Regions from separate parts of the Mus musculus genome. Here all the other regions are linked to region 4. Evidence: chromatin contacts called from ENCODE Hi-C or POLR2A ChIA-PET data. All regions are on one chromosome and are shown on one strand. The core of a region is the stretch at or near the end of the contact, and the rest is flanking DNA. Distances in the headings are between cores, read along the strand shown.

Region 1 (2,700 bases), core at 37-2,536, 610 kb after region 4:
CCAGGAACATCTTTACCCTAAGAGAAAGACTACTGTACATTTGTACATATCAGAGTTCACTATACTCTGAAAGAGTCTTCCTTGAAGAAAGGTGAAAGCTTGCAGGACAAGCAGTACCACACTGAACTCACAAAGTGATATAGCTCCATCCTGCTAGCATCCTGAAGAAGAGTGAGATGGACATTGAGGGCAAAGGGTTAGTGAAAGATCCTGAGAGAGAGCGAAAATTATTTAAGCCCCTAGACCTGTGTCATTAATGGCAGGGAGTAGAACTTGCCCCATTGTTGCAGGAAATGTTTGTACAGAATACTCTAACCATTCCTTAAATCCATTATGCAAACTTGCTAGCTTGCCAAATGCTATAGCCCAATGCCAGGTGTTTGCGGTTTCTGCCTTTATAAACCCCTTACCCCTTGAGCTCGTGGTCGACTCCTCTACCCCTGCGTGGGATATGAGTCGTCCCCAGTGCACTGTTCTTTCCCGAATAAACCTCTTGCAGTTTTCATCAAGACCATTTCTCGTGAGAGATTTGGGGTGTCACCTCTCCTGAGTCAGAACGTGGGGGAGTCCTCACGTTGTGGGTCTTTCATTAGAAGTCAAGGCACTGAGATATTTGAGATTGTATAGACCATAGGTATATTTGTGGGGTGTATATTTTCTATTTATATTCCAAGTAGTATGCATAGATTTTTATTAGACTCTGTCATGGTCCTCAACTTTCACCTTCACACATTCCCCTCCTACATTACTAAGTGAAGGAACGTCAGTTCTTGCTATGAATCACAGTCACCGGTAAGCAACTGAGATTTTGTGTCAACTTCTTGAAACCTGGAAGAAGCCCAACTGCACTTGTGTTGATTTGTGTAATGGCACTGGGGTCTGTGGTATAGGAAGTCACTGAGTCTGCCAACTCGTGCTTTGAACATGACTATACCCCATATAATAATTACATATATGCATTTCAAAACTGCTAGAGGATGCTATGCGCTGAGTGTTTGCTATTCCAAAGCTCATCCTGCTCTTTATCATTCACTGACGTTGACCCTTAATGAAGAGGGAGACAGCTCACTTCCTTCAGCATCTAAAGAAGACAGTGTTTACTGCAGCCTCCGAGGAGATAATTATCGGCCGCACTGCCACCTGCTGGAAGACTCAGAAGAAAGCTTCCTTCCCTTCTTGGAAAAACCCCTGGGGAGAGAGCCCAAGAGACAAAGGTCACCTGCGATGAGTTTCCCCAGCAAGACTATAACTTGAGACTTATTTTCAAAACCAGCCTCGTCCAGTCCATTCAGAATGCAGAGCCCCTCCCAGGAGTTCTTTCTGCTCAGTGGAGGCTGAAACTGATGGGCAGTCAGCCAGGAAGTGCCTGAAGCTTTGGTTCAAAAATGAGATTCAGAGCATGTGTTGGACTGTGACAAGGGAAGTGAAGGACATCGCTCATGCTCACACATGCCTATGCCTGGGTTGTTCCTCTCAGAGGCTCTGTGGTACACTCCCACCATGCACTCTCTCTCCTCCTCCATCTCCTGAACCTTTCTCCCTCCCTCCTCTCTCCATGTTATTTATCTTCATCTCTCTTTATGTCACCACAATGTCTAATACACACACACTATGCAGGTTCACACATACACCCAGATACATACCTGCCCACACATACACACAGCATTATCACCACACGCATGGACACACCATACAGACACGTGTGTTCACAGGTGTGCCAACGCGCCTCATAGGCAGAGAGAGTCTTGAGGTCGGCAGCTTACTATGCAGGCTGTTAAGCTCTCATAAATACCTAGAATATCAAAAGACAGATTTGTCCAAGACCTGTGCATTTCCTATTTGTAGTTCACTAATTGTCTACTTTATGTGACTGCTAATGCTTACTCAATATGCAGGAAATTGACATAATGACAGAGTTGGATGTGTTCTCGGCCCTGGGGTTCTAATATGCCTGATTTCAGTCAGCATGCATAAACGTGGAGTATTCAGGGTCTCCGACATGATGAGGAGTTTACGGAGACTGGATTGCTTCTAGAAACACCCAAGACAACGAAACATGGCATGATATGATTGCCATGGTAACGAGGGTATTCCAAATGAAAATCACTACGGTGCATCACTAATTTAGGGCTCCACTAAACACCAAATAATATTTCTCTTAAGAATGCTGAGCTGTGGTTCCTGGTAATGCAGGGTCCTGTAGCAAATGCCACACTGCAGAAGAAAAGTACAGGGGAAATTCTCCGCATACTGTGCAGGGTTACTGTGGATACCCCAAGGGTGGGAGTCAGACCACATCCACTCATGGTGGTTCATTTAGAGAAGTTCTTAATATATTGCAACTGCGACATACACTAGTAATTTTCCAAACCTGGGATTTGGTTTAGAAATCAGCTCAAATCTGGTTGGCCCTTGTGTCTAGTCTAAGCTGAATCATTATTCCTGCATGTGGCTCAAACCGCATAATGGTATAAGAGGTGCAGGCATGAAAGGAACGTGTTAGAGGCACAGCTAGGAATCCGCAGCCAAGAGAGGCCCGATCCTGTCTATTTTCACACCCTGGCTGCTCATTGCATATGCAAAGAAGCAGCCTCAACTTTCTCAGGTCACACAGCATCAGCCTCGTGCCTCAAGCTCTTTTTCATTTTATTTGGATTGGTTCAAAGAAGAGGCTCCTTGCAAATCCTAATTCTCACCTCT
Region 2 (2,727 bases), core at 124-2,623, 550 kb before region 4:
TAATCACTTCTTTTTTTGAAATAGCACAAATTCTTCCATCATCATCTTTCAATATAGCCAATAAAGGATTTTTTTTTCCTTTGAGAATTTATGTTACTCATTTTATTAATTAGTTATAGGCATTCACATGAGAATGCTGTAAATTATGCATTTGCGACATTTTCCCTTATAAATTCCAATGGATAAATTTATATTTTTCATCCTAATATGTCTAAATAAAGAATTTACATTTTAGAAGGACAGAAAACCACATGAAATAGTAGGTTGATATGAGACTATTTTAGACTAATGATATTCCATTTATAATATCAGGTAAGATCTACCTAGTATTTCAGAGAAGAATAAAATGTCTTTCTGAGTCATACACTCATGAATTTTATTTCAAATTTTCTATGAATGAGGAATTTACAAGAAAAGCAAGTGGCTCTATATTGACATAAAACTGTACACATAGGTTCTAGGTTATTATATACATTTCTAAGAATAAAACAAGAAAATAGAGTATGGATGTTAGTTATCCTTTCAATGTCAAACATGTGTGATAAAGGCCTAAAATGTAAGAAAGAGATATTTCACACCAGCATACATCAGCCAAGAACCACGTAAAGTCAGAATAATTTAAGAGGGTTATTATAAAGGACATTAAATGTTCACGGTTTGTCACCTGAGACCTAAGGAAGTTAAGATCAATGAAAAGTGATAATGTTTTGTTTCTTGTTTACTGCCTATTAAATGGAAAGAGGAAAAAAAGAAGCAGAAGAGAAAACCTAGTGGGTGAGATTACGGTCACAAGAATGCTCATTTTCTGCTCCTGACATGAAGTTTCCCGGGAGAACAATTTGCTAGTATCCAATAAAGTTCAAGACAAACACGGAGTCTTTCCAAATAATCTCATTTGCAGATATTTGAGGGAAGCCTCAAACTTAACGTCAAAAGAGAACAAGTAAACGAAGCAGAAGGGGAAGAAGAAAAGAAGCCACATTAGAGGGAAATGACTTAAAAGACACAGATGAAATCTTGTTTAAAGGAATATCTAACACCTGTAAAATATGCTCAAATGGCAACTTCTAGAAATGAGAACAGAAAACAAGGAAAGATAAAAGAGACAACGAGCGAAGAAACAGACTTTTTTTTTTTGATGTGTAACATGAGAGCGAGATTTTTGTTTTGTTTTCTCAAGAGAGTTGGGGGTTTAGCAACTGAAGAGAAAGACATAACCCAGAAAACAGGAGAAAGGGAATGGGTTTAAAGCAGCAGAAGTGAGGCAGGGATTTAGAAGGTGGGTAAACAGTATTGTCACAGGGAGACAGTCTCCATGAGAGCTGTAGAGCATACAAGCTGCCGCCATCTGTACCAGAACTATCCTTGCTGAGTGAGGCAGGACAGACGCTGCAGGGGTCCTCAGTCCACTGCTTCTCTTTGGTTATCACTCTGGTATACAGGCCTGTGTTTCCCTTTAAGGACACTTAATTCTTTGCTATATGTTATATCAACACATTAAAATATCATCTTCTTCTTCCCCAATGCTCTGATTTTTGTAGAAAAAAAAGTGGGGCAATGCATAAAGGCCATTAATTTCCAACAATGCTATTTTTGAGAGTTTACATGTATGCAACTGCCAGTGGGCTCATCGCTTCTGCTGGGTTTACTTTGCAGCTGCGGTATCAATTGCTGTACAAGTTCAATGGGATCCCTCTGCCTCTGTGGTTGCTGCATAACCTTCCAGAACTGGCTGGTAATCTTCTTTGCAGACTGAAACTGGGATAGCTACTGCTTTCAGAGGCATGAGGCATTTGTGTGGACAGCAGCGGCTGGACCCACTGGCTTTAAACTGGAAGTATGATTGCCCAGCCACTAAAGAATCCATTATGCAGGCTCATAAAATGATATCAAAGAGACCCTGTACCACCAACACTGGTTTTTGAACCCAGGTAAATAATTCTGTTGTCACAGTAAAGCAATGTCTGTCCTGGAAATAGAAAGTGTTGTGTACAATATTGACGACCAAGTACTTACAAAGCAGAATATGCTGCATGAGTCACATTCCTTAAATGAGACAATAGAAAAAATACCCTTGAAGATTTTTGAATAGGTACAAATGAAGTTACCCCAAAATATAAAAAGAGTGACAAGACAAATGTGAGGCATTTGTTATCTGTAAGAGGGAAGAATGTGTTATTTCAGAACTTTTAATCTTTTGTCTGCCTTCATATTATCCTCCTACATTTCTTTTAAGTCCTGAGACAGGAGCTAAGCCTGGCCCTGAGCTTGCTGTATAGCTGAGGATGATCTCAAGCTTTTGATCTCCTGCCTCCATCCTCAAAGTGCTGCGATGGAAGGCTTTACCACCATGCACAGTTGTATGTGGTGTTGGGAACTGAACCCAGAATTGTGTGCTTGCTAGGTGCTCATGCTACCGACTGAGCTACACATCTAGTCTGTTTTCCATGCCTCTATTATTTTTTTCACACAAAAATACAAATTTCTAACATTACATGAAATATAAATGATCAAATTATGGTTCTTAGGCATGACATTTGTGCTGCCATGGTCAGGAACTGTTAACCCTCTAAGGAACCCTAGCTACCCTTTTTATCTGCTGGCATAAAGCACACTCTGAAATTCTACAAATGCTGAATGGAAATCCTGAGCAGCAAAACCAGAAACTAAAATTAATATTTAACTTTGAAATTCACTATGTTGTCTAATACACCCTGACAAGAATCA
Region 3 (2,700 bases), core at 81-2,580, 510 kb before region 4:
GAGTTGTCATGCCTGACCAAACTCTGAAGGCTTTGGAACTTCACTCACTGGATATTTCCAGGGATGGGAATCAGTTGACAAAGACTTGTGGTCACTTCCTATGAATGATGTCTTTTCCAGGAAGTGGTATACCCATTACCGTCTATAGTATTATGTGTTAATCATTTCGTGTCTCTCTCAGGTATTCAAATCATCAGCCTGAACAGTGATGGCTAGATGGCTGTGATTGCTCTCCAAAACTCCTGTCCCATTTCCCCAGTCATCACTAATATACAGAGACAGAGACAGAGAGAGAGAGACAGAGAGAGAGAGACAGACAGAGACAGAGAGACAGAGAGACAGAGAGGCAGAGAGACAGAGAGAGGCAGAGAGACAGAGACAGACAGAGACAGAGACAGAGACAGGCACAGGCACAGGCACAGGCACAGGCAGGCACAGGCACAGGCACAGGCACAGGCACAGGCAGGCACAGGCACAGGCACAGGCACAGGCACAGGCACAGGCACAGGCACAGGCACAGACACAGACACAGACACAGACACAGACACAGACACAGACACAGAGACACAGACACAGACACAGACACAGACACAGGCACAGGCACAGACACACACTCAGACACAGACTCGGGAACAGACAGAGAGACAGAGTAGGGATTCAAGCTTTTAACTTGAGACAAGATTTCTTTTTTCCTCACAAACAACCAACTCTTTTTTTATATATCTCATTTCCCCCTTTTTTATTAGCTATTTTCTTTATTTACAATTCAAATGCTATCCCAAAAGTTCCCTATACCCTCCCCCTGTCCTGCTCCCCTACCCACCCACTCTCACATTTAACAACCAATTCTTACCATCATATAATATAGCAAAAAAAAATCTTTCAAGAAATAGTCATGTTCCAGGTGAGCCAATGTTCTTCACAGGTCTGAAAGAACACATCCTGATGGGAAATGACTGTGTGTTGTGTTCTTTTGAAAGGCTTATTGACAAAAACAGATGGTGCAGGTGTCTGCCTGCAGTTGTAATTGTAGTGACCTTCCTGTAACTAAAACAAACACCCAAACACCATCTCATCTCATCTCCTGGCTGCCATTAAAAGTCTTACTTTTTTTGTCCTGGAAACAAACATTTTTAAAATTTTAATAGAAAAGAAGGAATCAAGAACATATAAAAGAAGGAAACACGCACTCAGGTAGAGAGAGAGAGACAGAGAGAGGGAGAGAAAGGGAGAGAGAGACAGACAGCCATCAAATAAATAAACAGCACAAAGGCTCCTGTGGTTGTCAGGCTCAGATACTGAAGATCAGACTTAAGCAACACATGTCTGGCTGCTGAGACAGAGGGACTGGAATAAATCCAGCAAGGACACATCTGGGAGTGCCAGTGTGTGAATGCAGTTTAGCTGGCCTCCCACACAACAGGAATTCCACCAGAAGTATGTGCTCTGGGTGGAAGAGAGCAAAAATGTGTTCAGAATATCACTAAGGAGACCCAGATGCATTATCTCGGCCAGAGTGCAGAAGACAGTGCAGAGAGTGAATGGTTCCCAGACTAAAGCAGACAGTGTGCTTTATTGACATTGGTGGAGCTGGGCATCGGAAAGAAGGGACGAGAAATACTCAGTATACTGAGAAGGATGAGACGCTTGAAAGCATCAGGACATATTTCCGGAGCTTTCAAAACCAATAATGTCTGTGGCATTTTGCAGGCAAAGAATGATCAAATTAAAGGCATTTTAATCTTCCTGCTCCAGGTTTTGGCTGTCATAAGTTCACCTTTAAAATATCAAGGCAGTTGCTCCTCCTGAGTTTGCTTCTCTATAACAGGTTGTTTTTATAACCAACATACAATTTTCAGAATGAGTTTTGGTGCAAGAAATATATTTGATCTTACAGTTACAAAAGTGTTTTTGGCTTCCAGACTCACTTTGAAAGAAGACACATGTGTGGGCTATCATGTGTGTTTATTTGCAGAGCTTTGATCTTTTAAAATGTGTCTTCAGTAGCTTAGTTCTGCTTAAATACTCCTAAATTTTACCATTATAAATAAATAAATATACATACATTTATATTTGTGTTTTATCATTTTTTAATTCACAGTTTAAATAAAAATATATCTTTCCATTAATACAGAAAAATAGTTGTAGATATGAACATACATTTCAAATAGTCATCCTCCCACAAATTACATGTCTAGTCAAAGGGGACTTAACAAATCCAGCAAAACGCTTTTCTGAACTGTGTCAATTCTGTTTACCTGAGACATTTTAGTAGTTCATTCTCTCAGTTGGATGCATATTAACATGTATAAGCTAGCTGTGACATCATATATCAATTTAAATTTTTATAGTGTATAGCTTTATTTTTTATTAGATATTTTCTTTGTTTACATTTCAAATTTTATCCCCCTTTCTAGTTATCCCCTCAAAAAAAATCCCCATACCCTCCCCCTCCCCCTGCTCCCCAACCCATCCACTCCCACTTCCTGGCCCAGGTATTCCCCTATACTGGGGCATAGAACCTTCACAGGACCAAGGGCCTTTCCTCCCTTTGATGACCAACTAGGCCATCCTCTGCTACATATGCAGCTAGAGACACGAGTCCCACCATGTGATTTCTTTGGTGGTTTAGTCCCAGGGAGCTCTGGGGTTAGTGGTTAGTTCATATTGTTGTTCCACCTATGGGGTTGCAAATCCCTT
Region 4 (2,700 bases), core at 39-2,538:
CAGCTTATTTTACGTACTTGACAACTTTTAAAAGGATACTATTCATTAAAAATTATATTCGAAGTTGTTATAATTGGATTTTTATTCAAAAATTTTAGTCGCTCGTTTTTTTTTTTTTTTTTTTTAGATATCATGGTGTGCTTTGGTAGATAATTTGTATGAAAAAAATTGTCATCTTCAACCTAATTTGAATTGTTTACACATCCATGGGAAAGCCTGTTAACCTTGGTGAGACATCTCCGAGACTGCCTTCTACGAGATAAACAGATTTAAACCCCATTAGCAGCAAAATCTGCATCTTCTTTGAATTAAAACTGTGCAACAAGAAAAAGGGGAGTTTTAAGCTGTGAATGTCCAGGTCTCCAAGTACAGTGTGGCCATGGCGCCAGGTCACGGATGCGATCTTAAAAGCTGCATTTTCAACTTTTGAGTGGGTAAAATTCATTCCTGAGAACTGAGTGTTTTTGACACACTGGTCAGGTAGGGGGCTTTTGAGATGCTCTACCGTTTCCCCCTCTCTGCCTGCGTAAGAAGTGGGGGTATTTTGGTCTCAGGCTCCTGTCATCCTCCGTCCTAGACAGAAACTACCACACAGTGACTCTGGAGTACCAAGTCCCCCTGCTGTTCGGTCTTATTGTCCCATCGCCACAGGGAAACCTGCGGGCACGTTTGCGCCCACCCCGGGGCACCTCTGCATCTCTGAGTATGGAGGGGACTCCGAACAAAGAGAGAAATCAAGGGACCAAGGAGAATGGAGGGTCAGGGAAGGATCCGGGAACACGGGAACCCAGCGGGAGGAAATGAGGGGGATCGGGAATATGTCTGCTATCTTTGGTCTTTTTGGGGGGTGCCGGTCCGTGTGACCGGATCAGAAGGTGCAACCGGGCAGCCGGGCGGCGGGGACAGGTGCCCGGTTGCCCGGCTAGGCTCCCCCAGCTCCGGCCGCTCCGGCCGCACTTCTGCAACGTTGGGCTGTACACCTCCCAGCGCCGACTCCTTCGGTGCGCCGTAGCCCTCGCCTTATATACCCTGCTAAAAATAGCCTGTGAGACGTCTTTCCAATCAGCGCAGGCCGAGTTCGAATTGCACCAATAAGGAGGCCTTTAATGAAGAGGCTCGGTCACGCCAGGCGGGGCCGCTGTGTGTCCGCACCGGCGATTGGTGCGAGCTGACATCATCGTCGCGCAGCCCCGGGTACAGGAGCGGCAGGATTGGGTACCGTGGGGGGCGGAGCTCCAAGCTGGTCACGTGGGGGGAGAAGGGGGGAGCCAAGCGGGGGAGGAGGGGGGAGGCTGGCAGCGGAGCTTTGAATAGGGAAGTTTTGCAGGGGTTACGCTTGCAGTCAGTCCGCTGTTTGCAAATATTGCGTGGGCTCGGCGCGCTGCGGGCTGCGGGAGGGTCCGGACCCGGCGTCCGATTGCAGCGCCATCCAGTTTGCATGAAACTTTCACCTGCGCTCCCGGGAACAGTTTCTGCTCGGACTCCTGATCGTTCACCTCCCTGTTTTCCCGACAGCGAGGACTGTCTTTTCCAACCCGACATGGATGTGCTCCCAATGTGTAGCATCTTCCAGGAACTACAGATTGTGCACGAAACGGGCTACTTCTCGGCTCTGCCGTCCCTGGAGGAATATTGGCAACAGGTAAATACGGATTTTTTTTTTTTTTTCACCTGCCCGGTACGCCGAGGAGGGAGTCGCGCGGAGGAGCAGGCAAGATGGTGTGTGCTTGGAAGTGCATCTTTTTAATGATGATTAGCATTTGCCTAATTAAAAATATAAAGTAATGATCTTAAGATGTCCTTCTGCTGCCTGGAATGATGAAGGCACTGTAGAGCGAGCCTTCGGGAGCGAGGAGTAGAGTTGTCATTTGTGTGAAGGCGAGCTCTCCTTCCCACTACGTTTTTATTTCTTCATTTTTTTTTCGTGTTTTGCTAATTCCGAGCTTACGAGCAGCATACACCTGGGGGGGGGGACCCCAAATTATTCTGACCGATCCAGACCTGAGCCCTTGGCACAAGTTTGGGGTTTGTACCAGCTCCAAACTCCACAGCTGGACCCTGTCATACGAACGAGCTTGCCTTGACTACCAAAAGATTTGATTTAAGGATTTTGGTTTTGTTTTGATATTTGTATGTCCCAAATTTAAAAGTCTTAACATTTTGCTTGCGGAACGCAGTAGTTCTTTTTGAATTCAAGGCCATTTGCAGTTTCTTTTCCGTCTGGATAATTTCTTATCATTCACGTATGCCTGCCTTGTTTTTCTTACCTGCTTTTCTTGTTGACTGCGCGGCGGGTGTGTGTGTGTGGGGGTGCTGTTTGCACACAAGTGACTTGTCAGTCATATGACAATGAGTCCATTCCTAGTTGCTTCGGGTCTTACTTTGGGCAAGAAAAATCTCTAATTCCGGCATTTTAGTGGAACTAGAATTTGGGGCAACCGGAATAAAAGAAACACCCCCTACCCCTTCTAAGTCATAGGATTCTGTGAGTGGCAAAAATATTCTCAAACACTTTCACCATTGTCTTTAAAAACGATGATTCTGTGGCCGTCTCTCTACCCTTCTGGGTATTTTTTTTCCTCCAAGTGAATTAGCAGATCAAATAAATTCCGTCGGTTTCACAACCTCCCAGGCTTTAAAACCCAGGAAAAGCGAAGTGTTGGCTGAAACCTCCCCATGCCGGCTTAATTGTTCACAATC
Region 5 (2,700 bases), core at 53-2,552, 920 kb before region 4:
AGAACATATAAACAATGCTTACAGCTTATTAGGAATAAGTGACATAATTTTAAACAGCAGAAACATGACCAAATTGATAACATGTTAATAAAAAACAAAATGGGAAGACTAGCAAATATATAAGGAATACTTATGGGATTCTTAAGGATTCCTTAATATAAGAATTATAGAAAAAGAAATGAAGTGAGAATGAGATGAAGCTTTTTGCCGATTACAAGAGTACCACAGGGGATGAGGAGCACAGGGACTCCTCTTCTTTTGGTAAGTCAGGTGCATTGTGTGAGCCATTCTAGGGTTTCTTAGACATTAACTATGAACCCGTCACATGGCCTTGCTGCTTTATTCCTAGGCACTGAACCCAGAGAAATGGAAGCATACATTTATACTAACACTTATATCTTTAACTTTTAAAATAATCGAACCATGATCAATACATAGAAAATAATACTTTTAAGTCATTTTCCCATCAAATAGACCCGTACTTCAAAAGACTATTAAAATTTGAATATTATTTTATTTCATGAGAAGAGACCAAAATGATACACTCATCACCTATTTTCTAAAAATATTGGTAAAAGAGAAAATCATCCTAGAACAATCCTAAGGATTGGATTTATGAAGATACTATGGAACACTAAAGTATAATTTGGCACAAGTCTAATAAAAAGACAAAAAAATAAAATAATGTTAAGAAAAATAGACTAAGCCCATGGTGTTATTTCATGAAATAGTACTAAGATATTCAAACTTGTGTTTCAGAGCATTTCATAAAGACAAAGATCAAAATTAGGCAGTCATATCTGAAGTGGGTATTAGAGAGCCATGTACCATCTTTGGCCTCACTTGGGCTTGCTATCATTCAGGTTGATGGTGGTCATATGGTTTCATGCCTTCCTGGATTCTCATGCTACCACATTCATATTCTGATGAACCAGATCTCACATTGGCCATCTTCACATCTTGAAATATTTTCTAATGGGTCAAATGTTTTTATTCATGTTGCTACTGCTTACCTTTATATTTATGAACATTAGGAGCATCCACCACTGAGGTGTAAAAGAGTAAAATTGAAGACATTATTGAACACATGAAGCAATTTTGAGTAATTGACACAAAGAAAGCAAATTTGGAGGGAAACAGCTCATAGAGGATTCCATTAGATTTTCACCCCCATTTCCAGACTGCAAAGCTAATTTCCATGTTAAGATCACCACAGACCTTCAGCAAAGTTGCCTGTGGCTTGGTTCTGCTCATGAAGAGTTTACTATCTTTCCAGTATTTAAATATGCACATGTTGTTGGGAGCCGCCCCCACATTCGCCGTCACAAGATGGCGCTGACATCCTGTGTTCTAAGTGGTAAACAAATAATCTGCGCATGTGCCAAGGGTATTTTATGACTACTTGTACTCTACCTTTCCCGTGAACGTCAGCTCGGCCATGGGCTGCAGCCAATCAGGGAGTGATGCGTCCTAGGCGAAATATAACGCTCCTAAAAAAGGGGACGGGGTTTTCCGCCATTCTCTCTCGCTGGCATCTCTCTGGCTCTGCGCGCCCTGCGCTCGCTCGCTGCCTAAAGATGTAAACAATAGAGCGCGCGCGCCGGAGCTCTGGCTCCTAAAGATGTAAGAAGGGGGCTTTCGTTTTTGGGGCTGGGCGCTGGGCGCTTGCCCTCCTGGCTCCCAAAGATGTAAGCAATAAAGTTTTGCCGCAGAAGATTTTGGTTTGTTGCGTCTTTCCTGGCCGGGCGTGAGAACGCGATTAAGAACATGTTATTCACTTTGCAACAGCCAACGAAAATAGATAATTGTGTGCCTTAAATGAACTGCAGATATTTTTGCAGTTTGTGGCTGTTGAGGTAGGAAGGAACACTTTTCTTTGGCCTCTGAAAGGTTTCCTGTGCTCCAGTAGGTAGTCCCACCCCTATGAATATATGGGCAGCATTTATTAGACTTATCAGGTTATTGTTTAAAAATTAGACAAAATGTGAAGCTATATGGGAGATAGATTTGGGGGGTTCTAGGAGGAGCTAGACCCTAGGGAACAGGCATGAAAAAAAATTCTTTCTATACATGTTGATAATTTTTAAACACTAAATAAAAATATTTAATATTACTCTCTTCAATATAAATGTTGTTGCTTTGACAGTTTGGATATGATACTTTAGGTCAGATTAACAATGGAAACTATCTAACATGTACAAATGTAACAAATTTATTCCTTCCCATTTCTGCTATTCATGTTCTATATTAAGTGGTGTCATTCATAACTCAATTGACAGCTACAAAATCAGCTGCTTTAGAAACGTGAAGCCTTTGCCCAATAATTCTTCCCATATATTTCAGGAACATAAATAATTGAGGCTTAAAAGGAATGCTATCTTTGCTCTGTTTCAAAAGAACAAAGAGTGAATATCTTTTCCACTTCTTAAAAAGCCTTTTACATCATAGATCAAATCACTTACCTTTGAAGAAACCAATATTAATATTTCCTTTTCATCTTATAGTGCTTATACAGCAGTCCAGATGGTTTCCACTCATCTGCCACTTAGATATAAATTCTCGATATTCTTTAAAGATGTGACTCCAACTATTTTTGCTTTAAAAACTATACAAAGGCACACCAAATGAATGGCTTTCCCTAAATTATCTATCCAATCAGATGATGACAGTTAAAATCATTGGAAAGAGAACTGGATGTTC

The links. Hi-C counts contacts between places; a loop is a spot of excess contacts on that map. ChIA-PET counts read pairs that join two places held with the same protein, here RNA polymerase II (POLR2A).
Region 1: a loop to region 4 is called in a map of left cerebral cortex, with 8 times the contacts of the local background. The contact joins the enhancer-like site here to the promoter of Klf6 in region 4. A Hi-C loop is called at or near these places in 18 of 37 maps with a recorded cell type or tissue (CH12.LX, Patski, T-helper 17 cell and 4 more). POLR2A ChIA-PET finds 5 or more read pairs at or near these places in 1 of 5 experiments (Patski).
Region 2: a map of gastrocnemius shows a loop between it and region 4 (2.1-fold over the local background). The contact joins the enhancer-like site here to the promoter of Klf6 in region 4. A Hi-C loop is called at or near these places in 3 of 37 maps with a recorded cell type or tissue (gastrocnemius and heart).
Region 3: a map of heart shows a loop between it and region 4 (14-fold over the local background). The contact joins the enhancer-like site here to the promoter of Klf6 in region 4. A Hi-C loop is called at or near these places in 3 of 37 maps with a recorded cell type or tissue (all heart). POLR2A ChIA-PET finds 5 or more read pairs at or near these places in 1 of 5 experiments (Patski).
Region 5: a loop to region 4 is called in a map of gastrocnemius, with 2.8 times the contacts of the local background. The contact joins the enhancer-like site here to the promoter of Klf6 in region 4. A Hi-C loop is called at or near these places in 6 of 37 maps with a recorded cell type or tissue (gastrocnemius and heart).

The regions. Positions count from the first base shown.
Region 1 is chr13:6,468,377-6,471,076 of GRCm38, forward strand. No RefSeq gene overlaps it. Among named protein-coding and RNA genes, the nearest start is that of Pitrm1, 78 kb to the right of the region's middle. Within about 2 kb of position 1,287, at least 2 of the 3 ENCODE cell types and tissues checked have a DNase peak (open chromatin) inside an H3K27ac peak, as active enhancers do; they include gastrocnemius and left cerebral cortex, where a contact is called at or near this core.
Region 2 is chr13:5,312,131-5,314,857 of GRCm38, forward strand. No RefSeq gene overlaps it. Among named protein-coding and RNA genes, the nearest start is that of Gm40659, 55 kb to the left of the region's middle. Within about 2 kb of position 1,374, at least 1 of the 3 ENCODE cell types and tissues checked has a DNase peak (open chromatin) inside an H3K27ac peak, as active enhancers do; it is gastrocnemius, where a contact is called at or near this core.
Region 3 is chr13:5,346,726-5,349,425 of GRCm38, forward strand. No RefSeq gene overlaps it. Among named protein-coding and RNA genes, the nearest start is that of Gm40659, 89 kb to the left of the region's middle. Within about 2 kb of position 1,331, at least 2 of the 3 ENCODE cell types and tissues checked have a DNase peak (open chromatin) inside an H3K27ac peak, as active enhancers do; they include heart, where a contact is called at or near this core.
Region 4 is chr13:5,860,201-5,862,900 of GRCm38, forward strand. It overlaps Klf6 (Kruppel-like factor 6), which reads left to right and starts at 1,289. Exons shown (of 4, transcript NM_011803.2): 1 at 1,289-1,642. The coding sequence starts at 1,439.
Region 5 is chr13:4,941,358-4,944,057 of GRCm38, forward strand. No RefSeq gene overlaps it. Among named protein-coding and RNA genes, the nearest start is that of Gm40658, 220 kb to the left of the region's middle. Within about 2 kb of position 1,303, at least 1 of the 3 ENCODE cell types and tissues checked has a DNase peak (open chromatin) inside an H3K27ac peak, as active enhancers do; it is gastrocnemius, where a contact is called at or near this core.